Linked DNA regions of Mus musculus: region 2 is linked to region 1. A link is a loop called in an ENCODE intact Hi-C map of the cell type or tissue named here. Cell type or tissue: heart. All regions are shown on one strand. Links, peaks and the distances in the headings refer to the core of each region. The heading gives the core; the rest is flanking DNA.

The links. A loop is a pair of places that touch in the nucleus more often than their neighbours do. Peaks named below come from ENCODE experiments on the same cell type or tissue, not always from the same donor. Only the 100,000 strongest peaks of a DNase experiment are listed, where the experiment ranks them.
Region 2: it touches region 1 in a loop (10-fold over the local background); 2 of 42 quality-filtered maps call a loop at or near these places.

The regions. Positions count from the first base shown.
Region 1 is chr1:120,114,092-120,129,828 of GRCm38, reverse strand. It overlaps Dbi (diazepam binding inhibitor), which reads left to right and starts at 8,733. Exons shown (of 4, transcript NM_007830.4): 1 at 8,733-8,884; 2 at 9,817-9,934; 3 at 13,381-13,443. The coding sequence starts at 8,876. 3110009E18Rik (RIKEN cDNA 3110009E18 gene) reads right to left here and starts at 8,642. Exons shown (of 6, transcript NM_028439.2): 1 at 8,612-8,642. In heart, for the core only: a CTCF peak has its summit at 8,375; DNase peaks (open chromatin) are centred at 8,708 and 9,478; H3K4me3 peaks cover 2,465 bases; H3K27ac peaks cover 3,787 bases.
Region 2 is chr1:118,313,416-118,329,152 of GRCm38, reverse strand. It overlaps Nifk (nucleolar protein interacting with the FHA domain of MKI67), which reads right to left and starts at 7,310. Exons shown (of 7, transcript NM_026472.4): 1 at 7,156-7,310; 2 at 5,428-5,571; 3 at 1,420-1,528. The coding sequence starts at 7,260. In heart, for the core only: CTCF peaks have their summits at 7,405 (motif pointing left) and 8,258 (motif pointing right); a DNase peak (open chromatin) is centred at 7,322; H3K4me3 peaks cover 2,302 bases; H3K27ac peaks cover 1,373 bases; H3K27me3 peaks cover 461 bases.

The sequences.
Region 1 (15,737 bases), core at 3,977-11,976:
TTATGTCTGTTCAGCTTCTGCACTAGAAGCCACCCTCGTGATGGTGATGACTGCAGTTCAGAGGGTCCGACTCAAACAGAGCTCCAGGCTCTCTGTAGTCATCCTCACTTGACAGATGAGGGAAGGAGGATGGAGGTGTTAGGGTCACGGGGTCATTCACAAATGTGCGGTGTTTGAGTTCCATCCAGGTCATGTTCCGCGAAGGAAGCATTTGACAGGCTAGAAAGAACAAGTTAGCATCCAGGGAACAACAGAGAGAACACTCAGGAGAGGTCAATTCCAGATATTATCTGGCAATACTCGAGCCAGGAAGGGTGTTTGGAAGATAAGCTACATCTGCTGGACGCTCAAACGTGCACATTAAACAGGCTCAGTTGATCTGGTGTCAGGTTTAGTGGACAAACTAGTAAGTAGCTGACCACCTGCATTCTTTTTCATTTTCTTTTCTTTTTTTTTTTAAAAAAGAAATCTTGTGTGGGACTGGCCGTGCTATGGCACACACTGGAGGTCAGAGGATAGACAACCTTTGACCTCTCCTTTCACCCTGATTGAGGGTTTACTGTTTTCTGGCCATTGCAGAGTCAGGCTAACTGGCCCATGAGCTTCCAGGGATTTTGCTGTTTCCTCCTCCCATCTCCAGTAGGAGTGCCCGGAGTGAAGATAAAGTGTAACATTTCCATATCCAACCTTTACATGGGCTCAGGGGACTTGAACTTAGGTCTTCACTCTTGCAAGGCAAGTACTTTATCTACAACATCCTAGGACCATATTAAGATAGGGTGATGTTCTACCTTATACCCACATTTCCAATAACCACAGTAGCACTAATGGAGACACTGGACACTCAAGAGTCTTCGCTGGACTTTTAAGAGTCGCACAGGAGAGCAGATGTCCAGGAGAGCTGGCTGAATGGCTCAATGGGTGAAAGCATTTGCACCCAAGCCTGAGGAGCCTAGGATTGAAGTCCAATATCCAGGACCCACAGGGTGGAAGGGGTGAAGCCGCCCTCACAAGTTGTCGTCTGACTTCTTCCACACACATGCCCACTTACATATACATGCACAGAAAATAAAGTAATGGTACAAAGACACTCTATGAAGGGTTTGGAGAAGTAGCTCTGCAGTTAAAAACATTTGTAACTCCTGCAGAGGACCTGGTTCAGTTCCCAGCACCCACACGGCTGTTCACAATCATCTGTAACTATAGCTCCAGGGCCCAACTCCATCTTCTGCCTTCCATGGGCACCAGGTGTGCATGTGGTACACAGACATACATGCAGGCAAATTTATACATATTTTAAATTTTTAAATAATAATCTAAGAAAAACAGAAGATTCACATGGGAATTACACATTCAGAATCTAGTGTACTTTGTAGAAGTAATTTAAAAATAAGTTTTATTTATTTATTGTTTTGTCTGTTGGGGGAGGGGTGTTTGGTTGTTTGAGACAGAGTCTAGCTATGTACCCCAAGTCTAAACCTCAAACTTGAAATCTTTCTGTCTCATCCTTTCAAATCCTTACTGAATTACAGCTGTGCCCTACTCTGCCTGGCAAAATCAGATTCAGGGTCTGGAGAGACGATTCAGTGGTCAAGAGCACAGCTCTTCCAGAGGACCTGAGTTCAGTTCCCAGGGCCCACACTGGGCAGCTCACAATAGCTTGTTACTCCAGTTGCAGATCTGACACCCTTCTCTGGCCTCTGTGAGCATCACTATACATGGGTGCATGCTCGCACAAAGACACACATAGATACACATAAATAAGAACAAATCCTAATAATGAGCTCCAAGTGGTGCTGTCCTACATGAAGAGATGGTGTTCTTTTCCCTATGTCCTGCTAAGTGCAATTCCATATCCTGATGTTCTGTACACAACAAAGCTCAACTCTAAAACATGGAGGGAGGAGGGCAGGCAAGCTAGGGACCTCAGGGTCTGAGGCATAAGAGAGCGGTAGACTAGTTTCCTGAAGTTTCTTGGGTCTCAGACATCATTGCTTAGCAACTCTCCAATCTCATAAATACCAATGATGAATCGAAATCAGAAAGCTCTAGGGGCTGGAGAGGTGGACCTACAATTAAGAGCACTTGCTGCTCTTGCAAGTTTGGCTCCCAGCACCCGTATCAAGGGACTCATAGCCTCCTGTGATCCTAGCTCCAGGGGATCCAACACCCTCTTCTAGCCTCCACAGGCACCCAAGAAGCACATACACATACGGTCACAAAGGCATACACACCAGAATCATATTCTCATTCTCTCTCTCTCTCTCTCTCTCTCACACACACACACACACACACACACAGAGTTTGCAATTTTTAGACAAAAGTCAGCACAGAAGGAACCTAGCAAGTTAAAAAGCTTCAGGCAGGGATGGCTCTGCTCTAGTAGAGACCACCAAAGACTGCGACCATACCTCTACCTGGATCAGAAACATCAGAAGGATAGTAGGAGTCCTATCCTCACTGGGCTTTAATGGGGCCCCATCATCTGTCAGAGGAGGAAGGGATCTGGGCCACAGGGCACCCTACTTCCATCTTCCCCATGGCTATGAGGCCACCTGAGTATCTCCAACTTTCACCCCATCGCTGGTTACACACACGTTCCTCCCTCTCCACAGAGATGGTGTAAGAGGGCCAGCACTGTCCCTCCATCCACTATAGTAAGGTCACCCTCCTAGCCCATCTTAACATCCATGGAAGGCAAGTCATAACAGTAGCAAGGCATTCGCCAGCAAGGCAGCTGCAGAGGCCCAAGGAGAGCAGGACCCCTACCTCAGCTCAGCTGCTAATATGAACAGAACATTTCTCTCCGGCTAGTAATAATGTCAGTGATCCCCTTCTTTGTCAAAGTGAGGATATCAAAGAGAGACACTAAGAAAGGGCTAGAGAAACGCCTTGGTTGGCGAAGCCTTGCAAGCACAAGGACCTTAAACAAGGAGCTAAATCCCCAAATCCCGTGTTTAAAAACTAACCCGGGCATGGCAGCAAGCACCTGTAGCCCCAGCACTGAGGAGGCAGAGACAAGCAGACCCCTGGGGTCCACTGCTCGGCCAGCCTAGCCTAGTCCAGTCCAGGAAGAGTTCCTGTCTCAAAAGCAAGGTGGGGCCACTAAGGTGACTCAGCAGAGAAAAGCCTTTGCCTGTAAGCCTGACGACCTGAGTTCAGTTCCCAGAGCCCACGTGAAAAGCCGGACGTACAGGCTCACAACTGTGATCCCAGCACTCCCACAGGGAGATAAGAGGCAGAGACAGAGGAACACCTGGAACCTCGAGGGCCAGCTAGCTGGGCGGATGCAGGGGAGCGGCATAAAGGAGGTAGGAGGAGAAAACTCACCCCTGCCAATTGGCCTTTGAACACTCATACTGTCTCAAACACACACACACACACACACACACACACACACACACTGATTTTCAGTAAGAAAAACGGAGCCACTCACAATCATCTATAGCTCTAGTTCCAAGGTGAGCTGATCTCCTCTTCTGGCGTCCATGGGTACCTGCACACACACAGCACACACACAGACACACATACATACACATAGTTAAAAAAAAAGTTTAAGGACTGTGCAAAACTAACAAAATTACTAAAAGGTAGATGTGCCTGAGGACCACCAGCTGAGGTTGTCCTCTGGCCTTCACACATGCATGCACATGCACACACCCCCACACAAACACACGTGAACTCATAAAGGGGCTAAGACAGGGTTTGTAGCAGAGGATGACTTAGAACATCCGATCCTTCCCTTTCTCCCAGTGAGTCAAGGACACTTCCCTACCATCTTCCGCCCTCAAGCCCTCGTGGTGTCCAGCACTGGGTACCACCACCCACGCTGCCTGGGTATGGAAGAGGAGAGGATGGTAGAGAATGGTACCCAGGGTGTGCTGCACACATTCTAATGCCTGCATTTATGCAGCCCCTCTCAACATCTGAGAAAGGAAGAATTCTTGCAAAGAAGAGGGCCGTTCAGAGCTCCGGCTAGCAAGCCTCCTCTTACTGCATGGTAGGAAAGTCATCCTTACCTTCCTACCGAGCTCTCTGGACTCCTACCTCCCTCAACCTTCACAGAGCCCAGGCGTCTGCCCCCTCTCCCCACTCCTATCCCAGAAGCACTTCCCCATCCCTTTGAAAACATACTATTCTCCCCATTGCTGTACTGCTGGAGCCTGGCCAGAAGAGTCACATTCCTAGAAAATGGAAACCAAGCTCTGAGTGTTAACTGGGTGTGTGGGAACACCCTTGCCTTCCACGGAAGTTCTCACGCAGCATTAATTTGTTCTTAACTCTTTTCTTAATGGTTAGGTTACTTTTAGAAATTAGAGGTTTCCTTTAAAGCAAGAAACTCAATCTTAAACTGCTCTTCACACCCAGTGGGCAGGAACAATTTTCACCTGTTCATGTGTTTTAAGCTAACAATAAGGCAAACCCATGGATACAGACACACACACAAATCAACCTCAAAGTGAGGAGAAACTCTGCGTGCTGGCTAGCTTACATAGCCAGAAGGTGTACTGCAAACTGCTAGGTCTATCCAGTGTTGGATCCTTTGAGTTACGATACTGACCTGCCTGACAAGATATGCCTATTGATCCAGTAGTGGCATGGTAGTTATAAAATAACCAACTTCTTTCTGATTTGCTTCAAAGTAGGCATTTCACACCTGCTCAGTCTAACTACGCTGAGCTCAAGGAAGCCTGTGGGCAGCCAGAGTGATACCTTCTAGACTCATAACCACGAGGACAAGCTCCAACACTGGCAACTCCTACTGATGGGCTGAGTCAGTCTGCCTGATAAGTTGGCTGGGTTCCCCATCTTAAATCCTCTGCTTCCAAAGCTGGGAGCGTGACCAGGAGATTGCATAGGCCTCTGGCCAGAGTTCACCTTGTTTGTTCTAGCCCACGATCTGATAATCAGTTCTAATGAATTCACTTGGTTTCCAAGTTGGCAGCTAATTAAAAGGAACTTTTTGAATTTCTTCTTTTTGCCATTTTTTTTGTTGTATTATGTGTATGAATGTGATGTATGCTTTGTGTGTGTGCGTGTGTGTGTGTGTGTGTGTGTGTGTGTTTGTGTCAGAGGCTGACATTAGATATCTTCCACAATTGGTCTCCATCTTACTCTTTAAGACAGTCTCTCAGTAAACCCAGAGCTTATAGATTGACCAGCATGGCCATCAAGCAATCTCCTGGGATTTGCCTGTATCAGCCTCCCCGGTGCAGAAAATACATTTTAACAATTACATGGGGCTGGGAATCTTAGTTCAGGTCTCTGCAGAGCAGACGCTTTACCAACTGAACCATCTCCCAAGGCCTTTTCATTTGCTTTCTGAGACAAGGTTTTAGTGTGAGGCCAGGCTGTCCTCAAACTCTCAGGGATGCTCCTGGTTTGGTCTCCCTCCTCCTGGGAGCTCAGTGGGTGTCATTACACCTAGCCAGAAGGAGCAAATCTCACAGAAAAAAAAAAAAAAAAAACCAGGCACTGTACTCAGTCAATAAGGATTTGTTGAGTTCTTAAGAGGAGCAAGCATGAAGAGATGGTAGGCGGCCAGTGCATGGTGAGCTCTGCTCTCCTTAGCTCAGGGACAGGAGAGAGCAGACAGTAGAAACATGACATCATAACAAGAGTTATGATGAGAGTCCTTCATGAGGACATGAGCAGGCTGAGGACCCCATCATTACTCAAGATTATGAAAACCAATGACCTTTTCCAGTTTTGCAGAAAGTTGTAAGTCAAAAAACTTCATGACTTGCCCCAAAGCATTTTTTTTTATCATGTGTGTCCATGGACTGTGTGTATGCATACAAGCTCATGCATGACACAGCACACACATAGCAGTCAGAGAGCACTTTTGTGGACTTGGTTGTCCCCTTCCGCCTTTATACGGGTTCTGAGGGTTACACTCACATTGTCAGGACAGCAGGGCAAGGGATCTCCCGGCTGAGCCATCTTGCCAATCCCTGCAGTTTACTTTTAAAAATTAAATTCCAAATGCTGAAAAGGCTCAGACAATAAAGTGCTTGCCACACAGGCATGAAAATCTTTGAGTTCAATTTCTACAAACCATGCAAAAACAGTCAGGCATGGTGGCATGCAGTACCTGTGCTGGGGAGACAGAAAAAGAAGGGTCCTTGGGGCTCACCGGCCCAGACAGTCTAGCCTGCTTACTTGGTAAGTTCGAGGACAACGGAGTCACTGTCTCCAAAACAAATGGAAGGCACTCAAGGAATAATAGACCAAGTTTTTCTAAGGCCTCCAAATGCCATCCTAGCTCCCTGGGGAAGAAGCACGAAGGGCAGGCTTAGCAGTGACGTTCCCATAGCTGAGACACCAACAAAGAGTTGCTGAGCAGCAAGGGAAGGAGGCACAAGGTGTGCTGAGAAGCATGGCCTCAGGCTCTCTGACACGGTGCCTGGGAAACTCTACAAGGATACCTTCTTTTGTCCCCTCTGGCTCAAGAGAGCTTAGCTCCCAAGGGTCCACACCCTTCAGCATGTCCCTCACCTCCTTGAAATAATTTTTGTACCCTCATCTGGAACCACTACCTGGAATTAATAAAGTGAGTTATATTCCTACAAGCAACCAACAACTCAACCTGGAACTACATACAGACTGGCATACTACATACATACAGACTACATACAGATAACGGCAACATGCCCACGGATCCACTGACCGCATGGGAGTCCAGTCAAAGCTCTGTGGAGTCACTTCCTCTTTCAGAAGTGACAAAGAAAACATCGACATTTTTTATACTTCACAGGCAATTTCTCCAAACTCACCTCCAACATTTTTGTTACTTTTGCTTTCTAAGCAAAGTGACTTACAAACTAACAAATCTACCTGTGTTCCCTGCAATTAAAGTTCTCCTTCCCAAACACTCCACAAAACATGACCGAAGCTGCTGGTGACATCTGAAGGCTCGGACTTAAGTTTTCTACTTTTGCGGGGCTGGGAATGGAACCCAGGATCTCACATATACTAGGCAGACAGACTCTCTCCAGCACCGAGCAGCAGCCCTAGCCCTGCCTTTGCAAACCACTACAGCTGTGATGAGGGGGCAGGTAGACAGGGTGGCAAACTGTGGCCCAGGCCTCTGGCCACACATTAGGAAGTGAGAAGAGACTATCTCCCTTTTGTAATGACCTCCAGAGAATTTTCTATCACCCCTCTCTTTCACCTTTGTATCCATTGCCAGAAAGTTCTTTCAGCCCTCTAAATCCTCCCGCCCACTTGTGCTGTCGCCCTTCCTCCTTCTCCCATGGAGCCAAGGCCCCTATAGCACCATCACCTCTGTTGAAAAGTCCCCTCCCCACCCCATGACTCCATCAGAATGACTGCCTGCATGCCCAAAATGAACAACCTCTGCCATCACCTATTCAGCTTACTTCGTTCTTACTTCTGCAGCTCTGTCGTGTTTTACTTAGTTGTACTTCCTCATTGCCCCGCTGTAGTCTTTTGTCCCGGGACACATATTCTTGGATTTGAATGCCGTCTAAACTCAACCCTCTGAACCTGCTGTGCACTCCTAAGCATGTTCTCCCTAACACTCTGGGTTTTCTCAATTTCTCTGACCTCCGTGTCTAGCTTAAAAGGCATAACTTAGGCAGAGGCAGGCGGATTTCTGAGTTCGAGACCAGCCAGAGCTATACAGAGAACCCCTGTCTTGAAAAACCAAAAAAAAAAAAAAAAAAAAAAAAGGCAAAACTTTTCCCCAGTCTCCTCTCCCCAGTGGATGTCAACATTTTCAGCTTGTCTGTCCTGTGGGTTTTTTACCTCAAACTTTTAATATAATTGTCCTCAAGCTTCCTTCCGAATCAGTTTTAAATTATTTCACTAATGAGACTAAGAATTCAAAGACCTCAGTGTCCACAGTAACTCCTGCTTACTCCTGCTTCTGCTAGAATGCTCCTTCCGACTTGCAGGACTCGCTCAAACAGCATCTTCTCCCCAACCCCTCTCCACACACATCAGTTATAACTTCCAACTCTTTACTTTTTAAACTAAATCAACTATGAACCCACTATAAGACGCTGCAAAGTAGCAAAGATTCGTCTGTTTGTCCTCTGCTGCGTGTCCAAGGTCTAGGAGTCGGCAAGCATCAGGTCACGTGTTTAAAAACCATTTGAAAAGTTATTCACTTAACCAAGGCTCGATGGGCACCTCTTCTTGTGCAAGTTTGTTATATCACATTGTCTCCGCCTTTATAAAGCACTGATGGAACACAAGACTGCGTTAGGGGTGCAGGACCGACAAGTATGGGCAATGTCAAAGAATATGCCAGAAGTTCAGAAGAAAAGGCCTAGATATGGACTTGGTCCAGCGGGCCACCATTGCGCTGTGCACCGGGGATTCTTCCCTGGATTTTCCGAAAGGGGTCGGGGCATCCCATTTTCTAGTCGGATAATTTACTCAACCAGCGATGCAACTTCCGGCCTCTTTCCAATCCGCATGAGAGTTAAAGGGAAAGAATCATACTGATTTCTGCTCTCCTCCCGCAGCACCCCATTTCACGCGTTCTCAGTGCCTGCTAGCTCCTGCCCAACTGCCCTGACGGAGAATGTCCCGTCCGTCCCTTCCCCCACGGAAAAAAAAAAAAAAACGAAACGCGTCCCACCTGCTCCCAACGTGCCCCGCGGCTCCTCCCCGCGCGTGCGCAATAAACTCCCTCTTGGGTCCGGGAAGGGTTGGAGCGCTCCGCTAGGATGGACACGCCCCCGAAAGCAGATCCGACTTCTGATTGGCTGCTGCCGCTCGCCCGAGCTCAGTTGGAACGCCGGGGTTGTGCTTTTAAAGGCGCTAGCTGGTGCGCTCTGTGACTTGATTGCTGCTGCTTCTGAGCTTGCTCCCGCGCTTTCGGCATCCGTATCACCTCACCAGTATGTCTCAGGTACTGCGTGTGCCCCGCCGGGCTGCGAAGATGCTGTGGGTTTGGGGACAGCCGGGTCTATTTCCTCAGATATCCCGCAGCTCTTCTGGGATCCGAGCCCAGCTCATAGCCTGGGGAGCGGAACTTTTTCCCTTGCAGATATGTAAAACTGCCACCCACGCCGGAACTGCCAGAGAGTTGCCGGTGGGCTGAACTCCTGGGTGAAGCAGGAACAGGGTCCTCGAAAGAAAGATGGGGCGTAAGAGGGAAGGAAGGACAGGGAAGATTGAATCCCACACTGGGAAGAACCGAATGGAATAGAGGGGCACTCATACAGGCCCTGGCTGAAGAGCCTGGAGGTCGGGGAAGGTATTTAGTCTTGTGCCTGGCCTGCCCCTGTACAGAAGAGATGTGAGTAGGTGAGGTGGTCCAGAAGCCTTTTCCTTCCCTCCAGTGGAGACCACTACCGAGGACTGAGCCCTGTAGGGCGATCTCTGACTCCTCCCACTTGCCTCTCCCTAATCTGGGCACTGGGACAGAGGTCAACGCTGAACTCCAGGCCCCTGTAGGAAGGGACCAGCTGGCTCCAGACACTGGATTCCACCGCATTCCTCTCCTGAACTCTGATCGACTGTTTTGATCACACCACGTTTCCCCTTACTGCCCAGTCAATCTCCGCTGATCATAGGTCGGGCTTTACTGGAACCCCAGCAATTGTTGGATCTGGGCCAGTGGTGGCCCAGGCAGTTAGTTGGGCAAGAAAATTTTCAAGGGCGTGCACTTCCACTGTGAGCCAAAACTATTCCCAGCACTTGACACAGTGCTGTAACTGCTTGAGTGGACAGGTGGGCCTTAGGGAATCCTGGCAAGAAGAGGGAATATGGGAGGCATCCCTGGGCCTCTCCCACTCAGGCAACCTACATCTCGTTCCTCTCCCTCTCCCTCACTCTTAGGCTGAATTTGACAAAGCCGCTGAGGAGGTGAAGCGCCTCAAGACTCAGCCAACTGATGAAGAGATGCTGTTCATCTACAGTCACTTCAAACAAGCTACTGTGGGCGATGTAAATACAGGTATGCCCAGCTTCTCATCAGAGCGGGCCAAGTTGGCTCGGCAGCCCGGGAGTCTGAGAACTTCGCCTTCCGACTGCCAGAGGCAGGCTGTGATGACAGAACATTGGTATGGAGACCTTAAGCTGAGAGATTGTCACCTGCAAAGACCATCTCCCTAAACTCTTAGTGACTCTGGGAGCAGAGTCAGTGTGGGTTTACAAGGACTTTACTGATTATCTCAGCATCTACTCTGAAGGCAGCAAAGGCTCCAGCCTTGTTGCTCAGCAGTCGCTTTCTCGAGCCTCCCGTTTCCATCAGATGAACAGGGTCATGGAGTGCTTGGCCTCTTTCCCAAGCCGAATAGATGAGCAGATACATCATATCTGGTACCCTGGGGCAAGGCAGAAGTGCTGCTGGCCCAAGTCTGCCCTATCCAGGTGACTTTTCTCCCTATCCAAAAATCTTGGGCAGATTTTTCTTTTTTGCCAAGTATTGTAGGTTGATGGGCCAGCCTGTCTCTGCCTCTCCAGCACTGTTATAAGCACAGGCTGCTGCGTGGCCTTATATTTGTTTCCCTCCCACATGGGTTCCGGGAGTCAAACTCACACCCTCGTACTTTACTGGCTGGCCTGTCTCTCCAGCCCCTTGGTATAGCTTTTGAAACTATGCTGTGGGTTACCTTAGTCTATGATACTGTCTTTTCTGTGCCTTGAGCAGTGGCTATAGCCTGAGATAGCAACACAGTGTGTTCCAGCAAGGACTCATGACAGCATAGAAGAAAATGTATGCCTCAGTCACCCACCAAGCATGGCCTCCAATTCCACTGGAGCTGGAGTGGCTAGCCAAGCAGGTCAGAGATTTGAGGGCTTATAAACATCCAGGAAGGAGAAGCCAGTGGGAAGGGAACAGAGAGCTGTGGATGCTTTCTGCTAGATAGTATTTTCCCAGAGCCTGGCCTCTAGCCACGCTATTGGTACTTGCTGGAATATAAGCATCAGTAGACTAGCTTGGAATCCACCCTTGCCTGGTCAGGGAACCGGCTTGTTTGTTTGTTTGTTTTTTGCTGTACTGGTTCAATACAACAAAGACTAGCCACAAGTGGTTATATGGGTTTTAGCTGAAAACAGCTAAACCTAAGTAATGCCAAAAGGCCAGTCTGTAGCTATGCAAGCTGTGTTTCAAGGGCTCAGTGGCCACAGGGGGCAAGCGGCTTCTGAATTAGACGTTGCAGGGATCACCGAAATGGCTAGCAGGTTCTCGCTGCCATGCCTGACTATCTAAAGGAGCCACTTGGTGAAAGGAGAGAATTGACTCCCAAAAGTTGTCCACTGGCTTCCACACCTGCACAGTGGTGTGCACACTTGGCGTGTTGGCAAGTATACGCTTCCATCTAAGGAGAACTTCCTCTGAGGCAGGGAGTCTTCCTCTGAGGCTCTGAGGGTTCCTTTGCAGTCACAGTCTTCCAGTGAGGTTCCTGGAACTTATTTTTCTCAGACTCAGTGCCCCAAGCTGCACACTCTGCAGTTTCTGCTCCTAGCAATGAAATTGTCCCCCAAGGAAGGATGGTGAAAGGCCTTTCCAAAAGCAGGTGCTCTGGAAGCAGCGTGGTCCTCAGACAAAACCTCCAGATACAACAAGAAGGAGTCCAGCGATGTGTGGAAATAGGGCCAGATTATAAAGACAAGTACAGGCAAGGACGGCAGAGCCCCACCCCCACCCCCACCCCCTCAGATAATAGCAATGTAGCTCGAAGGGAAACCAGCAAGCTGAAAGGGGGATGGGGAGAGACCCTAAAAGCTCTCTTTAGATTTGTTGTTGTTTTAATTTCATGTTCATGTTTTAATTTCAATTGGTGTATTGCCTGCATGTCTATCTGTTTGAGAGTTATCAGATCCCCTGGAACTGGAGTTACAATTGAGAGCTACCATGTGGGTGCTGGAAATTGAACCTAGGCCGTCTGGAAGAGCATCCAGTGCTCTTACGTGCTGAGCCGCCTCTCCGGCCTTATTTTATTTTATTTTATTATTTTATTTTTTCAGAATGTTTGGATTCTGAACCACACGAATGGGTGTTTGTTTATTTATCTTGGTTAAAGTAGAAGTTTGGTTTGGTTTTGAGGATTTTTAGTCTTTGCACTCCCCCACCCCCTATTTTGTTTAAGACAGAGTCTTATGTAGCCGAGGCTGGCCCAGATTCACTATATAGCCAAAAATAACATTGAATTTCTGATCCTCCTGCTTCCACCTTCCAGATATTAATTCCCATGCCCAGTTTATCTGGTGCTGGTGCTAGGACCCAGGGTTGGGAGCATGATAGGCAAGCGCTCTGCCAACTCAGCCACATTCCCAGCCCTTGTATTACTTAATATTTTTCTAATTTTGAAACAGAATCTCACTAAGCCACTCGTTCTGGCTTTAAGCTCTCTGTAAGGCAAAACCTTGAACTTTCCTTCCTCCCGGCCCCACAGCCCCTGGCATCATGGGTGTGTGAACACTATGCCTGCCTATTTTTCTTTTATTGTATTATATTTGATTTTTTGAGATAAATCCTCATGTAGCCTGGGCTGGCCTCAAGCAACACTGTGTAGCCATGATGACCTTGAATTCCTGATCCTCCTGCCTCTACTTCCTGAAGTGCTGGGATGATAGGCCTGTGATGCCATGCCCTGTTGATACATGCTGAAGCTCACCAGGGCCCTGGACATGCGAGGGAGGCTTCTGCCGACTCAGCCTCATCCCCAGCTCCAAGGAAGAATGGGTTTTTTGTTTCTTAAAGTAAAACACTGGGTTTTAAACCTTTAACTTTACAGTTCATAAAAACCTAAGGGCATATATTTTTTTATCCTGTCTTCTCTCAATTTTAAATTTGGGTTGCTATAAACCCGTCTGGGTTTCTTACAATAGAACCCACTGTGTGAGACACTAGGAGTTCTTAAAAACCGTAATAAAAATGCCGGGTTGTCGCTCTTCACAATTGATGGCTTCTGACTGGGGGCCACTGGAAGTTTGACCATGCTCCAGGGAGTATCCGGGCAACGCAAATTGGACTTGATTGGATTTTTTTGGGTTTTTTTTTTTTTTTTTGGAGGGGTTGGATTTTTTTGTTTGGGGGGGGTTTGAGGGAGGGTTGGGGGGAGCTGGAAGGACTGGGAAGTGTAGTTGGGGTTCATGATAATAATCAATAAAAATAATGTTATAAAAACTGTCTTGACACCAAGAGGTGGCGGCATACTCCTTTAAAATCCCAGCACTCAAGAGGCAGAGCTGGGATGGAGCTCTGTGAGTCCAAGGCCAATCTGATCTTTGGAGTGAGTTCCAGGACAGCCTAGGCTACGCAGAGAAACCCTGTCTTGAAAAAAACAGAAAAACAACAGCAGTAGCAAATTCTTGGCTTTCCTGGGAAGAGTTGAAAGTCCTCCATTAGAACTTGTAGCAAACCTAACAGTGTCTGCTTTTCCCTCGCTGCAGATCGGCCGGGGCTCTTGGACCTCAAGGGCAAAGCCAAGTGGGACTCGTGGAACAAGCTGAAAGGTAACACACATTCTGATCAACTCCCTCCCCTGTGAGGCTGGGCACTGCAGGCTCCCTTCCAGAGCGGGGAGAGCAAAGGTCAGGAGGCACATCTTGGAAGCCAGCCCAGCTCGCCACCCTCACATGGAGAAAACTAGGTCATAGCCTTTCTTTTCCCTCCAAATGTTACTGATAACTTTTCTAAGAGCTCTCTGTCACTGGGCATAGGAGTTGTCTGGAGGGAAAGCGCCTGCGGATGAGGCCGCTGAGAAACAGACTGGGGAGTGATACCGTCGCCATGGACTTTGGATGTGTCCAGAGTTAGGAGAGTTCTGTCCACACCTTTCTCTCCCCAACAAGGCCAGGCAGTGACCCCTTAGCCGAGTGGCCTTCCCCAGTTCCCTTTCAGCCAGAAGGGCACATGAAAAGGGGGGATGAGGTAATGCAGGCCAGTGAATGGAACTATTATTTGCAAAAGCACAATCATCCAAGAAGTGTCCAGGATCCACTAAATCACGTGTTCCCATGGCTGCAAGCCCCGAAAGCTGGCACCAAAGCCGTTGGCAGCTTTCGTACGCTTGCTAGCCAGTTGCTGAATAAGCCCTCTGTCCTCTCACAAGGGAGGAAGGCGTGAACTCAGGAAGGGCCGCAGCACACTAAAATGCTCTGCTAGGGGGCCAGGCAAGTCTGGCTGCTCCTTTTCCACACCATTCTCAGGCCCCCGGGCATGTAGAGCTTCACAATAAGCTCTCTCAGTCCCTGAGGACTTCTTGTTTCCCTAGGGGACGCTAGGAACCAAGTATGTCCCTCGGGGTGTATTCATGGTCCCTGTGCTGTGACAAGGAGACAAAGATTTGCTTCATTCCTCTCCAAAAACCAGCTACTTTCTGCTCAGTCCTCAGCTCTTCTCGCAGCTTCTCGCTGTGGGGAAGAGGGCGGCTGGCTTAGCTTGCTCACAGCCAGTAGTACAGCTGTGGGAGGTAAAAAGTCCAAAGCAAATAGTCCATAGGCTAAAGGCAAACATGAGATTCTTAGCACCAAGAAGATCAGTGCAGGGACACTTTCCTGCTTGTCCACAAGGCTGGGGCCCCACGCTGTCTGCTGTCCTACTTTCATGGGTGACGCATCATGCAGGTGCTTAGTGCATGGTAAAGCACCCCCTGGAGGGCCCTGAGTCCAGTCCTCAAGCCATCTCTGAGATGTAAAAGGGCTGTGCTAGATATGTAAGAAACGATCTCCAAAGATTTAACTGGGATCTCAGCAGATGCATCCAACCTGTAGCCCAACACACGTACAATTTTAGACGGTTAGTTCATGATTATCATGGGAGACAACAGACAGACATATTCCTGCAGTGTCAAAAGCTTAGATATCTGAGATTGCTCAGTCAGCAAGGTGCCTGTCATGTAAGCACAAGGACCCGAGTTCAGATCCCCAGTGCCTGTGTAAAAAGCCAGGCACCGTAGCAGGCACCAGTAACCTAGAAGGGGCAGAGACAAGCAGATTGATCCTCTGAGCTCACTGGCCAATCCATGAGCTCCAGGTTCAGTGAGAAATCTTGTCTCATAAAATAAAGTAGAGGGTCTGGTGAGATGACTCAGTGGGTAAAGGGGCTTGCCACCAAGCCAAACAACTTAAGTTGGATCCCAGAACCCACATGGGGATCAGTTCCCACAAGTTTCCTTTCTGATGTCTACCCATGCTATAGTATGTCTATGCCCCCTTCCTCCTGTCTTAGTTACTGTTCTATTGCTGTGAAGAGACATCATGACCAAGGCAACTCTGCTTGCTCACAGTTTTAGAGGGTAGTCCATGATTATCATGGCAGAAAGCAGACAGACATGATGGTAAAGCAGTAGGCTGAGACCTTTATATCCTGGTCCACTGGCAGCAGAGACTGACCCTGACATCAGCTTTTCAAACCTTAAACCCCACCCCCAGTGGCACGCCTTCTCCTCTGGTAAGGCCACACCTCCTGATCCTTCTCAAACAGTTCCACTAACTGAGAACCAAGCATTTAAACCATTCTCATTCAGATCGCCACTACCACCACCCCTTGCAAAATACATACATAATTTTTTAAATAGGTAGTGTGGGGCTGGAGAGATGGGTAATGGATTAGGGTTACTTATAGTGCTTACAGAGGATTTAGATTTGATTCTTAGGACTTATTAAGTGGCTCACAACTGCCTGTGACTCCAGTTGTTTTTGGTTTTGTTTGTTTTTTTTGGTTTTTTGTTTTGTTTTGTTTTGTTCTTTTGTTTTTTCGAGACAGGGTTTCTCTGTGTAACCCTGGCTGTCCTGGAACTCACTCT
Region 2 (15,737 bases), core at 3,606-11,605, 1.8 Mb after region 1:
GGGATCTGGGGAATGAACTCAGACCATCACAGGAGCCAGGCTTTCAACTGAACACGGAACACCATGACCATGACAATGTCTCCCATGGTGACTGGAAGACATTGAGAGAGCAGCTTGACCTGCTCAGCCACCTCTCCGCCCTCTTCTTTCTCTCTTTTCTTTTCTTCCTTCCTTCCTTCTTTTCTTTTTTAAACACAGGGACTCACATAGCCTAAGCTGGCCCTAAAGTTGCCTAGAATGACCTTGAACTTCAGGTCTTCCAGCTTCCACTCCCCCAAATCTAGGCAGCAAAGGCTTGAACCATCAGATGCAGTGTATGTGCAGCCTCGTGCACGCTAGGCCAGTACTCTACCAGCTAAACTACACTCCTAGTCCCCGATAATCCCACTCTGTCCTGGACAGGGTAAGGATTTGTGGCAAGAGTCAAAAAACCCAGTAGAACTCAGAGCCCTTTCTGGTATCTTCCTCAAGCAGGACAGAGCAGAGCACAAATGCCCTCAGGTTTCTGCTCAGCCACTTTCTCCCAACAGGAGCCAGGCTTTCAACCGAACACGGAACACCATGACCATGACAATGTCTCCCATGGTGACTGGAACTGGGAGAAGTTACATGAAGCCCTGTGAACCTGTAAACTGGTCCCAGGGCAGGGTACACTCTACCATGGGTGTAGGCAGGCTGCACACTTAGGTCTACCTTCCAAAGACAGAGATCTGGATGGTGATGCCACAGGTTCCCTGTGACGGACACAAAAGTTCACAGCGTCTCTGTGGTAAACAACTTACACGTGCATCTGTGGGTGAGGCGTCTGTGCAGGGCAAGGAAGACTTTCTACTCTCTTACTCTCTGCTTCACTTCTTTCAAACTGCCTCTTACTGAGCCCGGAGCCGGGCTACGGCCAGGGCTGCACCTCCCTCACTGAGTCTGATCTTGAAATGTGATTCTTTACTTTTGGTCTTGCCCTGTGTAGACTCGGCTAAGAGGCTGCACCCAGGCCTCACAGACCTGTAGCCCATCTTCTGCTCCCCATTTGAATCCCCTAACATCCCAATAACTAAAGGTTAGTGACCTCTGGTTTGGCATTCACCACTCACTGGGTAAGAAATGACCTCAGGCTGCACTGCCATCCTTTTCCTGGCTTATGCCTATCTAACCCCCAGTTTTCTTTTCCTTTTTTGATGACATAAGGTCTCTACAGAGCATTGGATGCCTCTGGACTTAGAGAGATCAGCCTGCCTCTGCTTCCCAAGTGCCAGGATTAAAGGCGTGTACCACTAATGCTGGGCTTTAACCCCACCAGTTTTCAATTTGAGCAAAATTCTTTCCAATCACACATTAAAGATGGGTCAGCTTCTCTTCCGAGTACAATGTCACGAGTAACTTTGTAATCCCATCACAGTGCAGAAAGGTCAGAATACTTACATGATAGAAGTCTTTCACCAAAAAGGTAGTTATCCATTGTTTCTGCAACTATCTTGGCAACATCCTCAGACTCAAACTCCACAAAGGCATAGCCTTTGCTGTTTCCAGTCTGTAACAGAAAAACCCACAAAAGAGCAGTTAAGTCTAACTATCACCAAGCTCCTAAAAAGCCCCAGTCGCAACTTTTACTATTTCAAAGCCGCTGGCCCCTGCCCCCATCCCCCAAACTAACACACAGACAGACAGATAAGACAGTCACAGCTTGGAATATAGATTTTCTGGTATCCTTAAAATTCGGCTTAGTATGATACATCCCTGAGTATTCTGGCTACAATGAATTCAGTAGTACTCGCTGGTGGTAAGAAGGCTATCTTTTGGGCTTTCACAGTTCTGGATTTGTCTACTCATTTCTCATTTCATTGGCAGTCTTATTTGGCACACACCAGCGAGGGCCAGATTTTTTTTCCTTCATTAAAACCCTAGCAGTCTGGGTAATCCCAGACTGGAATCCCAGTTACACAGGAGGCTGAGGCAGGATCTTGTGAGTATAATGAGGACAGTCTGGGCAACTAAGTAAAACTGTCTCAAAATAAAATAGCAATGTAAGCCCGTGCTAACCTATCGTGTTTCCCCTGGTTCAGTCCCCAGTGCCAGAGGAGAACACAGGCAAGCTCAACCTCACCTCACACATTAAGGGTGGGAACAACCTCCAGGAACAAGCCTCCAGGAACTTGCCCTGATTTCCACAGCCTAGGCAAAGGAACTGGTCTGGACTTCCTAACCCCTGTACCAGCTCATGAGTGGATTCCCACACCCAGAATGGTCATAAGTATAGGGTGGGTTCTGGAGTTCAAATGTCTATATTTCGATCCTGGCACTGACCTGTGTTAAGTAACAGACTGTCATTCCATGAAACGAGGGCAATTTAAAAACTCTCATCAGAAGCCGGGCGTGGTGGCACACGCCTTTAATCCCAGCACTCGGGAGGCAGAGGCAGGCGGATTTCTGAGTTCAAGGCCAGCCTGGTCTACAAAGTGAGTTCCAGGACAGCCAGGGCTATACAGAGAAACCCTGTCTCGAAAAACCAAAAAAAAAACCAAAAAAAAAAAAAAAAAAAACCCTCTCATCAGGATGCCACGAAAATACCAATGTCCCACAAAGCTCAACAACATATTACAAAAACAAACATCAGCAATTCAAAGTTAATTTCAGTTACACAGACAGAGTAAGGCCAGGTTGAGTATCAACCACCAACCATCTCCTACCAACACTTCCAACCACACCAAAACAACAGACTACCACTGCAAACTAACAGATCCTTTGAAAGGGAATTTGAAAGGACATGCCATTCCAAGAACAAAAATCAAGGGCAGTGAAATGACTCACCAGACAATGGCACTACCTACCAAGTCTACCTGACTCCAACCCCAGGAAACACAAGGTGGAAGGAAAAAAAACAAACTAGCTGATTTCTACATTCACTCCTGCCCCATTCTAATAAATAAAAGTAATCAAGAAAGAAAGAAAAGAAACCAAAAAGCCAAGGGTTGGATGCCCAACACAGACAAAAAGGTGGGTTTAAGCCCCAGCATCATAACACAGGCAAAAATCAGAGTTATGAAGTAGCAATGAAATAATTTCATGGCTGTGGGCCGCCGCATGAGAACTGTATAGAAGGGTTGCAGCATTAGGAAGGCTGTAGGGGCTGGAGAGATTGCTCAGTGGCTAAGAGCACTGGACCTGGGTTCAATTCCCAGCACCCACATGGCAGCTTCAATTTCCTAGTTCAGAAGCTCTGATGCCCCCCATTCTGGCTTCTGCAGGTACTAGGCATGCATGCGGTTCACAAACACATAGACAGGCAGAATACCCAGACAGATAAATAATAAAAATTCCCTTTAAGCTGGGCATGGTGATGAGTGCCTATAATCCTAGTAATTGGGAAGCAGAGGTAGGACAGCTACAAGTTCAAGGCCAGCCTGGTCCAGGTAGCAAGTCTGGGACAGCCAGAACTCCACAGTTAATCTCCGACTCCAACCAACCAAATCAAAACCCAACACTTTAAAGGTGCTTAGAAGATGTAAATTTAAAAACCTGTTGAAATACATGGTCTCTGACATGCAAGTGATGGCTCATCCTAGCATCTGAGCCACTTCTTGGCTCTCGAGCTGGAACCAAGTTTCTGGAGTAAATATGGACTCATTTTTCACTGCATCTCACTAGCTGAACAGTGAACAAAGATTGCATCTCCTGGTAGCTGTCAAACAAGTGCAGTAATACATCAAGAATCAGATGTATTTGGGGAGCAACCTCTAGAGCAAGTGAGGAATAGCTATCCTATGAGACTGTAGAGTCTACAGGATTTAGAAGCCATGACTCAGGCAGAGGAAGTGGCTACTAAGATTAGCAGGAAGCTGGAGGAACTGAGGAGAAACACTTGACAAAAGGAAAGAAAGAGGCTGCTGGCTGTGTTGGCCATGGCACCTGCAGGAGACGGCAGTTACATTCCAGACGAGTTCCAGGAGACTCAATGACCCACAAAGAAAGCGCCAAAGCCCACGAGCCTCCTCAGGACAATGCAAGACTCGTCTTCTCCTTCCCCACACGCAAACAAAAGAACAGATGGGACAGCACAAGTCTCCCAAGAGGAAGAATTGCTCAGGGAACTAGGAGAGGCAACCAGCGGGAGGAGTCCCCAGGGGAGGAAATTCTCTTCCAGGGAGGAATCAGTTGGCAGTAGGCCTCAAGAAGGTGGTGGTCACAAAGCGACAATTTCCATCCCCTGACTTAAACCCCGGTAAAAGCAAATTCACAAAAAATGATTCCTGTGGTTTTAGGGGCTCTATTAGAGAAACCTTACATAAACCAAACTTAAGTTCATTAACCCCAGGGTTAGCAGTCGCAAAATAAACACGATCTACTTGTCTGTGTAGTCTGAGGACGAGAAGCAACTACCTTAGTTAAATGAACACTTAGAACACTGATTCTGCTCTTGAGATTGATATAAATTTCAATCCTTGCTGCCCGATTTTCCCGAGGGAAGCCCTGTAAGCAACGTGTGGCTGTGCCCTGTAAGCACATCCAGCCCTCGGCCTGTCGGGTGAGCTCCCAGCTAGAACCTTCTAACAAAGGTGAGCCAACTCCAAGTATGAAGTCTCAGTGCTGTTCCGCAAGGCGCTCCACCACCTTGTCTGTGCACAGGCCGAGGCCGGAGCGCGCACAGTACCTTCTACTCTCTCAAGACAGGACTTTCTCTTGAGCTGGTCGCTTGCTCTTTTGGCTTAACTGGCTGGCAACAAGTTCTACAATCAGTGGCTCCAGCTTCCAATATTGGGGTCACACCTGGCCTTTCACTTGGTGCTTGAAGAAGGGGTGTGTGTGCACGTGTTCCACTTCATGTTTATGGCACAAGCGCTCGGACCTCTGGGCATTTCCCAGGGTGTCTCTGTCATTGGCCTGGAGCTGAGCTCGGCTGGCTGGTTAGCAAGCCTTACGTTCCCAGCACTGAGATCACATGCGCATATGACCGTTCCTGGCTTCTGTAGGTTGACAGTTATAGACTGAGCTATCTCCACAGCCTCATGATTTCCCGCTTTTTATTGAGATAGAAATCCACACTATGAAACCGTGACTGGCCTCAAACTCTGCCTGTCCCTGTCTCCTGAGTGCTGGGACTAAAGGCAGGCCACTACACCAAGCTTACTTTCTTGTGATTCCACTGCAATTTGTAAAATCACTTTACTTATATTTACTTTATTTAGAGACAAGCTCTCTCTATGTAGCTGTGGGTATCTCCGAACTCATGATGTAAACTAGGCTGGCTTTAAACCGATTCACCTGCCTCTGCTTCCTGAGTGCTGGATTTAAGGGGGGTGCCACCATGCCTGGCTTGTGAAAAGTTCCCGAGCAGGAACTTTGTAGGTAACAACGCTGTGCCTATGAATACAAAGGATGACATACAATTGACAAGCAAAATATACATAGTTGAATTCAGGAACAGAATCTTACCCGCTTACTTCTAGACAATCTGAATCTGCTAATGTCGCCAAACTGGGCACAGTAGTTATAGATGTGGCTTTCAGAAAGTGTTGAAGGTAGGTGGCCCAGATAAACTACTCCACGGTTAAGTTTTTCTTTCTTCTTTTGCTGAGGCTAAAACAGATAAACATTTTAAAAATACAAACTCATACTACACCAAAACGTTTGTGCGTATACACATTTTTCTGAGCCGGATCTCACTATGGAGCCTTGGCTGGCCCAAAACTCACTACGTAGACCTGGCTGGCCTCTAACTGCTGAATGCTAAGATTAAAGTCCTATATCACCATGCCCTGCAAAGGTCTTTATTTTTCAACGAAAGTATGTTACCATTCCATAACCTCAGAGTAAATTAATTCTAATGTCTTTTTCTTTTTTTTGAGACAGAGTTTCTTTGGGTAGCCCCAGCTGTCCTGGAGCTAGCTTTGTAGACCAGGCTAGGCTCAAACTCACACAGATCCACCTGCCCCTGCTTCCTGAGTGCTAAGATTAAAGGTGTGTGTCCCCGCCACCCAGCTTCCTAAAGTCCTTTCAGAGGCTAGGTGGAGATCTGCCTGCCTCTGCCTCTCCAACACTAGGATTGAAGGTAAAAGTCACCTTGCCTGGCCTGCAACAAATTTTCAACACCATTCTTTCCCCTTGGTCCAGGAACAAACTCATAACTCTATCAGGGCAGAAACTGAAAAACTCCGTGTTTGGTATCTCTCTTCCCTTAAGCACTTGCTGAGCAAGGCTGAGGCCTGAGTTCAATCACACAGAGCCACAGACTCTGCAAGAGACAGACTCCCACACACGCACGCACCATGATGCACACCAAGGCACACATATGTCCACACCCACCTGTCCCTACAAAACAGTCAGCACAACATGTGTTCAAGAGCTAAATGGACAAGCAAGTAACAGTCTGTCATGTTCAGAGTAACACTGTGAAACCAAGACCTTCAACTCCGAATGCAGTTGGCAGTTTATTACACCGAATCTTAACTGTTTCCGGTTGTTAACCTTCATGGTGCAGACTCTCCTTCTCTATCACCATACTATGACCCCAGAGAACAAGAACTTGTTTCCTGTCAGGTAGGGTACCGGGTGACCTATAGTGTATTCATGAAGTGGATATAGGGGGTTCAAGACCTCGACTGCACAGCAAATGTGAGGTGAGCTTGGGCTACAATAAACCCTATACTGACACTGTAACAAAAGCGACCCTCCCAAAAGACCCCCAGGACAACAACAATAAAAAAAGAAAAGCTGTCGTTCTCTCCAATGCACTCCATGGTGCAAACCAAAGGGACTATAAACTTCCGTTAGGGACATTGCATACAAACTGAACTCGACAGGTTGACAGGTTGAAGCCCTATTCTGAATTCTGACCCTGAGCTGTATTCTGACTCTCGATCCTCCCAGGACGTGGGCTTCGGGACGTCTACTCCGTCTTCTAAGCACTACAAACTAAGGGGACATAACACACCTTCCGAATGCTGCGGTAGACCATGAACCCTCATTTTGCAGGTCAAAGCGGAAGCGTGGCAGCTTTAACACATTCTGAGATCTGGGGGTGCCATGCTCCCACACGTGGTACCCCTCCTCCTTCACCTCACACCGATTCCTGACCTGCCTCGGTCCCCTGATTGGAACCATCGTCTCCCAGCCCGTGAGAGGTTGGCTCCCGAGCCAGCCCGGCCGCCCCGCGCCGCTCACCTTCTTCGTGCGCCCTTGGATCTGCGTCAGAGCCTTCTCAAACTGCGAGTCTTCCTGCGGGTTCAATGCCAGACTCGGCTTCGCGGGGCCTGCTAACCCAGCCATGCTGGAGAACCCGAACAAGTCAATCCACGCGGAGCCTTCGGAAGTGACGTTTCCTTCGCGTCTCGGAAGCGGAAGTAGAGGCGGAAGTGTAGCAAAAGAGCAGGCCCCGGTGTCTAGAATTGAGGCAGCTCGAGCGCCACCTACTGGCCACAAACTAAAAACATTTAAAATCGGATTAAGGCTCCGTTGGTGAAGCGCTTGTTCTCAGTCCTAGGTTTGAAACCCAGTGCCTCATAAAATGTGACTGGAGCCACGCCCCCTGCCCCCATCTGTAATCCCAACACTTGGGAGGTAGAGGCAGGAGGATCAGGAGTTCAGCGCCATTCTCATAAACATAGTTCGAAGACAGCCTGGGCTCCATGGACTCAAAAACAAATTTAAAGTCTCAAACATTAGCCATGCCCGTTGCCTGTTCATGCCAACGTGCAACAGGAAAAGCCTTCCCCTCTGTGGGCTCCTTTTGTAAACTTTGTAAACGCTCAAGCAGGAAAGTGGCCAGGCCCCTGCCTGAGGAGATCCAGTGGCCAACCTCCCCAGTCCCCCCACCCCCGCATGTTTTCCAACGTCCCTAATGGTTTTCTAACCATCCAAAAGTGGGAGAGTGGCCAGACCCTGCCCTACAAGAAAAAAATTCCACCAGTCCCCGAGGTCTCTCAAGTTCAGGACTTGAAATTCCACCAGTCCTCATCATGGAAGTCTCCACAGCATAATCCAACACCTATTTATATTTTTGATATTATACACCTGTGTCTGTGAGTGGGTATGTGTTCAGGAATTCAGATGACCATAGAGAATAATGGTGTCGGATCTCCTGAACTTGGAGTTCAGGCTGTTGAGAGATGTCCAATGTACTGGGAACTGAACTCAAGTCCTCTGGAAGAGCAGAAAATACTTTTAACTGTGAGCTATTTGTCTAGTCCCCATTTATTTTATTTTTATGCGATGAGTGTTTTGCCTGTATATGTACCCTATATGTGCAGTGCCTGCAGTGGCCAGAAGAGGGCATCAGAACACTGGAACTGGAATTAAGGACTGTGAGCTCTTGACCACAGAGCCATCTCTTGAGTTCCCTAGTAAGTTTCTTTAGGTAACACAATAGGAATTTTGAGAAAACAAAAGGAGAAGCTTGTAAGAGTTTCTTATGTTGAAACAGTTGTCTTTTCTCCATTTGTTTATTTACTTATAGATTAATTGATTGACAGGTTGATTGATTTTGTGTGTAGTGTATGCCTGTCAGTGAGTATGGGTGTGTGCACCCTTGTGCTGCATCGCATGTGTCTAGGTCAAAGGACTACTTGCTGTAGTTCTTTCCTTCCACGGTATGGGTTTTGGGGACTCAGGCTTAGTGGCAAGTGCCTTTACTTGTTGAGCCACCTTACTGACCCGGTCTGAAGATTATTTTAAGCAAAATATTTTTGAGACTCAGTGGATAAAAAAAGAAGCCCTTTATCTAAGAGAGCAACTTCTGGGGAGATGGGGCTTCCTTAAGCCCCTTTGGGGAATGTTATGACATAAGGAACACTGGAAGAGGGGCTGGAGGTGCAGGCTCAGCACAGAGCTTACCTGCCTTTTATGAAGCTCTGGCTTCTACTTCCAACTCTGAGTAAACCAACATCTAGGCAGCCAGCGATACATGAGACCCTCCCTGTCCCTACAAAAGGAGGAAGGCAATCAATGGCAAGATGGGTCTGAGGGTAAAGGCTATGGAGGTTAGGCTGAAGGCCTGAACTGGACCATAGAACCCAAATGGTAGAAGGTGAGGACCAACTCCAGCAGGCTGTCCTCTGGGGATGTCCTAGTTTTCTTTCTGTTGCTATGATAAGACAAACCAAAACCAACCTGGGGGAGAAGCAAGATTTTGTTCCTTATAGGTTAAAATCCATCATCGAGAGAAACCAAGGCAAGAACTGAAGTAGAAACCATGCAGGACCACTGCTTATTGGCTTGTTCCCAGGCTCACACTCAACCACTTTTCTTATATAACTCAGGCCATCTGTCAAAGGATGTTGGCATCCACGGTGGACTGAGCTCTCCTACGTCAGCCACCAATCAAGAAAATGCCCCAAAAGACACATCCCCAGGCCAATCTGATGGAGGCAACTCCTTAATTGAAGCTCCCTCTTCCTGAGTGTATCAGTTACCTTCCTGTGGCTGTGATAAAACACCTTGATCAATGGAAATTATGGGGAAAGGAGTTTACTTTGGTATATAGCTCCGGAGGAAGAGTCCATGATAGCAGAGAAGTCATGGCAGCAAATGGTAGCAGGAAGCATGGGCAGGCAGCCAAGAGAGTTGAGAGAGCCCATCTTCTGTAAACACAAAGCTTCTACTTCCCAAGTTCTGGCATGCACAATTCACCCAGCACCTTAGTTACTTTTCTAATAGTGTGGTGACACATCACCAGCAAGGCAACTTATAGAAGGAAGAATCTATTTAGAACTTACATTTCAGAGAGTGAGTCCATGACACTCATGGTAGGGGGTATGGCAGCAGGCAGCAGGCAGCAGGCAGCAGGCAGCAGGCAGCAGGCAGCAGGCAGCAGGCAGCAGGCAGCAGGCAGCAGGCAGCAGGCAGCAGGCAGCAGGCAGCAGGCAGCAGGCAGCAGGCAGCAGGCAGCAGGCAGCAGGCAGCAGGCAGCAGGCAGCAGGCAGCAGGCAGCAGGCAGGCAGGCAGGGCACTGAGAGCTGAGAGCATATATCCTAACCCATAAGTAGCAGGAAGACAGAAAGATGTCTGGTAATGGTATGGACTTTTGAAACCTCAAAGCCTTCCCTTAGTGATACATGTCCTCCAACAAGGCTCCACCTCCTAATTCTTCACAAACAGTTCCACCAACTGGGGACCACATACTCAAATACATCATCCCATGTATGGGGGCATTCTTATTTGAACCGTCACATCTGATTTATGTAGTACTGCAGTTAAATCCAGGAACTCACATTCTTGGTAAGCCCTCAACTTCTAGAGCTATATCCCCAGCCCAGGACCTGCTACTTGTGATGTCATCGAGTTCTTCTATTCCTTCTCTGATTTTCTGTTCTGTTAACACAGTCTCATTATGTAGCCCTGGCTGCCCTGGCACTTATAAATAGAGTAGACTGACCTCTAACTCACAGAGATATTTCTGCTGATGTCTCCTGAGTGCTGGGATTAAAAGCATGGACCCACACACCTGTTGTGCCTCCTAAAGCCATGGACCCTGCATGTGCCTTGCTTGCTTTTCCTCCACACTTCTCATCTTCTTTTAAAAATATTTATTTACTTTCATTTTGTTTTAGTTACATTGCTTGTGTTCATGTAACTATATATGCATGTGTATGTATGTATGTATGTATGTATGCATATGTAATATGTGCCTGCCTGATGTGCATGGGGGACAGAAGGAGTCAGATTTCTCTGATCCTGCACTTGCAGATAACCATGAGCTGCTACATGGGTTCTGGAAGCCTGAGTCCTCTGCAAGAGCAGGAAGTATTTTCACCACTGAGTCACCTAGTCAGCCCTGAGAAATCTCCTTTTAAAAAAGATGTTTGTTTGCAACAGGGTCTTATTTTGTGTCCTAGGCTGGCCTGGAACTTGTGATGATCCTCTTGCTTCAATGTCCCAAGTTCTGGGAGGACAGGAATGAGCTGCACACCTGGTACTTTCATGCAATGTCTTAAACTGTGTGGACCCTGCATGCTCTGTCTACTCAGACTTTCGGTACCTCCTTGCAACTGTTTCTATGTAACCTCCATGGTTCTTACCTTTATCAATACTTAGCAGCAGGAAGGAAGAAAAGTGTTTCAAATCCATCTTTCCAGAAGCAGAATCATTCTAGAAGACCTTCTTGGAGAAATTGAGAAAAAAATGTCAAGAATTCTAAAAACTAGGTTCTGCTCCAGGTGGTACCACCAGGAAATGATGGAAGCAAGCCCAGTCTTCTATTCAGAAGTCATTGGACAGGAGGGCAGCCACAAACACATCTGGACCGGGGCCTGGAGAGAAGGTCAGTGTGCAGTGTTCGCTGTTCAAGCTTTAAGAGCTGAGTTCCCATGTCCAGAATCCATGGGGAAATGGCTGTGATGACAAGAACTTCAAGTCTCTGAAGAAAGAAATTGAAGAAGATCTCAGAAGATGGAAAGATCTCCCATGCTCATGCATTGGCAGGAGTAATATAGTAAAAATGGCCATCACGTTGAAAGCAATCTACAGACTCAATGCAATCCCCATCAAAATTCCAACTCAATTCCTCATAGAGTTAGAAAGAGCAATTTGCAAATTCATTTGGAATAACCAAAAACCCGGAGAGCGAAAACTATTCTCAACAATAAAAGGACTTCTGGGGGAATCACCATCCTCAAGCTGTACTACACAGCAATTGTGATAAAAACTGCATGGTACTAGTACAGTGACAGACAGGAAGATCAATGAAATAGGATTGAAGATCCAGAAATGAACCCACACACCCATGGTTTCTTGATCTTTGACAAAGGAGCTAAAACCATCCAGTGGCTAAAAAGACAGAATTTTCAACAAATGGTGCTGGTTCCACTTGGGAAAAATGTAGAAGAATGCAAATTGATCCATTCTTATCTCCTTGTACAAAGATCAAGCCCAAGTGGATCAAGGAACTTCATATAAAACCAGGTACACTGAAACTTATAGAGGAGAAAGTGGGGAAGAACCTCCAATATATGTGCACAGGAGAAAATTTCCCAAACAGAACAGCAATGGCTTGTGTTATAAGATCAAGAATTGACAAATGGGACCTCATAAAATTGCAAAGCATCTGTAAGGCAAAAGACATTGTCAATAGGACAAACAGGTTGGGAAAAGATCTTTACCAATCCTACATCCAATATAGGGTTATTATCCAATATGTATAAAGAACTCAAGAAGTTAGACTCCAGAGAAACAAATAACCCTATTAAAAATGGGGTACAGAGCCAAACAAAGAATTCTCAACTGAGGAATACTGAGTGGCTAAGGTCAAAAACTCAGGTGACAGCAGATGCTGGCGAGGATGTGGAGAAAGAGGAACACTCCTCCATTGCTGGTGGGATTGCAAGCTGGCACAACCACTCCAGAAATAAGTCTGGCAATTCCTCAGAAACTTGGACACAGTGCTACCAGAGGATCAAGCAATACAACTCCTGGGCATATACCAAGAAGATGCTCCAACATGTAATAAGGACACATGCTCCACTATGTTCATAGCAGTCTTATTTATAATAGCCAGAAGTTGAAAAGAACCCAGATGTCCATCAACAGATAGATATAGATATAGATATAGAAATAGGAATAGATATAGAAAATGTGGTACATTTACACAGTGGAGTACTACTCAGCTATTAAAAACAATTAATTTATGAAATTCTTATCCAAATGGATGGAACTAGAAAATATCATCCTGAGTGAGGTAACCTAACCCCAAAAGAACACACATGGTATGCACTCACTGATAAGTGGATATCAGCCCAAAAGTTCATAATATCCAAGATACAATTCACAGACCACATGAAGCTCAAGAAGAAGGAAAACCAATACAAGTGTATGGAGACAAAGTGTGGAGGAGACTGAAGGAAAGGCCATCCAGAGGTGTCCCCACCTGGGGATCCATCCCACATACAGTCTTCAAACCCAGACACTATTGTTGATGCCAAGAAGTGCATGCTGTCAGGACCCTGATATAGCTGTCTCTTGAGAGACTCTGCCAGAGCCTGAAAATACAGAGGCAGATGCTCACAGCCAACCATTGGAGGTGTTAGATAAAGGTTTGAAGGAGCTGAAGGGGTTTGTAACCCCATAGGTAGAATAACAATATCAACCAACCAGAACCCCCAGAGCTCCCAGGGACTGAACCACCAACCAAGGAGTACACATGGAGGGACCCACGGCTCCAGCTGTATATGTAGCAGAGGATGGCCTTGTTGGGCATCAATGGGAGGAGAGGCCCTTGGTCCTGTGAAGGCTTGTTACCCCAGTGTAGGGGAATTCGAGGATAGGGAGGAGGAAGTGGGTGGGCGGGTTGGGGACCACCCTCATAGAAGCAGGGGGAGAGGGGATAGGATAGGGGGCTTCCCAGGGGGCAAACAGGGAATCAATCAGTTTAACATTTGAAATGTAAATAAAATATCCAATAAAAAAATCACATGTGAATAGAAAAAACAAAAAAAAAATTCCTTTACCCATTTACCCAATTATGTAATGCCAATGCTCAGAAGCCCCAGCTTGCAAATCTTCCCTATATAAATCCTAAGCCCAGATCGGCGCATAGCTTTCCTATCTTGTTGCTCAGGGAGGATTTGGCCTGAGTCTGAACTCAAATAAAGACTGTCATGTGATTACACTTGAGTTGTGGTCCCTGGTGGTCTCTGGAGGGTCTTGCAAACTGGGCATAACAATAATGGACTAAACCCCTGAAACAGTAAGCCAGCCACAATGAAATGTTTTCCTTTATAAGAGTTGCCTTGATCATAGTGTCATTTCACAGCAATAGAAACCCTAACTAAGATAGTGTGAGAGAGAGAATATAAAAGTTCAAAAAAAATTAGGTCTCAGATGTGATGTCACATGTGTCTATCCCAGAATTTGGGAAGCAGATCTCAGGATCAAGCAATACAACTCACACCAGCTTGGTCTACTTAGCAAATCCCAGACCAGCCAAGGTTACAGATCAAGACCTTCTTTGTCTCAAGACATTTTGTTGTTTCATTTTTCTATATAGTGTTTCTCTGTGTAGTCCTTACTGTCCTAAAAGTCACTCTATAACTAGGCTAGCCTTGAACTCAGAGATTTGCTTTTGACTCCTGAGTGCTGGGATAACATTTAAATAAAAAATAAAATTTGATTTTGAAGTAGTGAATCTGCTCTCTATTGAGGTCTCTGTGTCCTGAGGCCTTGCGTTACTGGATCCTCTTTGGCAGCAGCAGCAGGAAGATTGAGGGATCTAATCTTGACAAGGTACTGAGGGACAGAACCTTGTGGCCCAGGCTTGCAATCCTGATGCTTGGAAGGGGAAGACAGGATGATCAGAAATTCAGGATCATCCCTACCTACATGGCAAGTCTGGAGTCATCTTGCCCTATGTGAGCCCTGAAAGAACCATAAAGAAGGGAGAAAGGAAGGGAGGGGAGTGAATAGGGAACAAGGAAGGAACCAGAGTTCCACAATACCCACTAGGAATACACCTCCAATGACAGGGCCTTAAGGTATCCTATTATGTCCCATCTCATAGTTTCCATTGCCTCCACTAGCTCCATGAGCTCAGGAGAATGACTTCAATACACAGTCCTTCAGGGAAAATTCCAGACCCAAGTTACAGCAGGGGTTCATGGTCAAACTGGTGTATGGCTGATGTAGGCTGCTCCCAGACAGCAATGGTTCTGTTCAACTTTGAACACATGGCCTTGTGTGCTATCCTGGGCTGCCCTTGAACTCATGATCTTCTTGCTTCCCAATTGCTGAGCTTACAAGCAGATGTAGCCCTCATGCTTTGCTCTGTGAGGTTTAATTTCTGTGTAGTGAGAGCAGTTATTATTTGCTCGTTAGCAAGGCTGTCCTGTGGATCCAAAAGTATGGCACTTTGTGGTGTTTTAATCTAAGGTATCTTTGAATTTTTCACCATTCAGTTCTATTGCTGCACCTAAGTGTTTCCATAATTGCTTTAACAAGCTCGGACCAATTGCAATGGTAGAGATTATGTTTTTATAAATCTGGTCTACTTGGAAGTTCATTTTCTATTATTATTATTGTTATTATTATTATTTTGTTTTTTTGAGACAGGTTTTTCTGTGTAAGAGCCCTGACTGTCAAAGACTCATTTTGCAGATAATGATGGCCTCAGAAACTCAGAGATCTGCCTGCTTTGGCCTCCCGAGTGCTGGGACTAAAGACGTGTGTCACCATAGCAGATTTGGGAATTTATTTTCTAAGTCAGTTGTTTTCTTTCCTTTGGTTCCAGACAGTGCAATGGTAGTATTTTAGTGTTTAAAGACATTTGCCTCCCAACCTGATGACCCGAGCGTGAACTCCAGGTTTCCCATGGTAGAAACAGGAAACTGACTTCTATTTTTTTTTTAAAGATTTATTTATTTATTATATGTAAGTACACTGTAGCTGTCTTCAGACACCCCAGAAGAGGGCGTCAGATCTTGTTACAGATGGTTGTTAGCCACCATGTGGTTGCTGGGATTTGAACTCCGGACCTTCGGAAGAGCAGTCGGGTGCTCTTACCCACTGAGCCATCTCACCAGCCCGAAACTGACTTCTATTGTCCTCTGATCTTCACATATGCCCATACAAACCAAACACACAGACAGTGAGTAAATAGGCGTAATTGAAAAGTTAAGAATAGAGTTAATTTTGAAATAAACTTGTCATTTTTACATTTTATTTGTCAATCAGAGGAGAATTTTTGAGAGTCCATTTGAGAGTGGATAGTACGATGCTCCTAACACCCACAAGCCACTCTTCCCAAATGTTGCTGCTGGAGC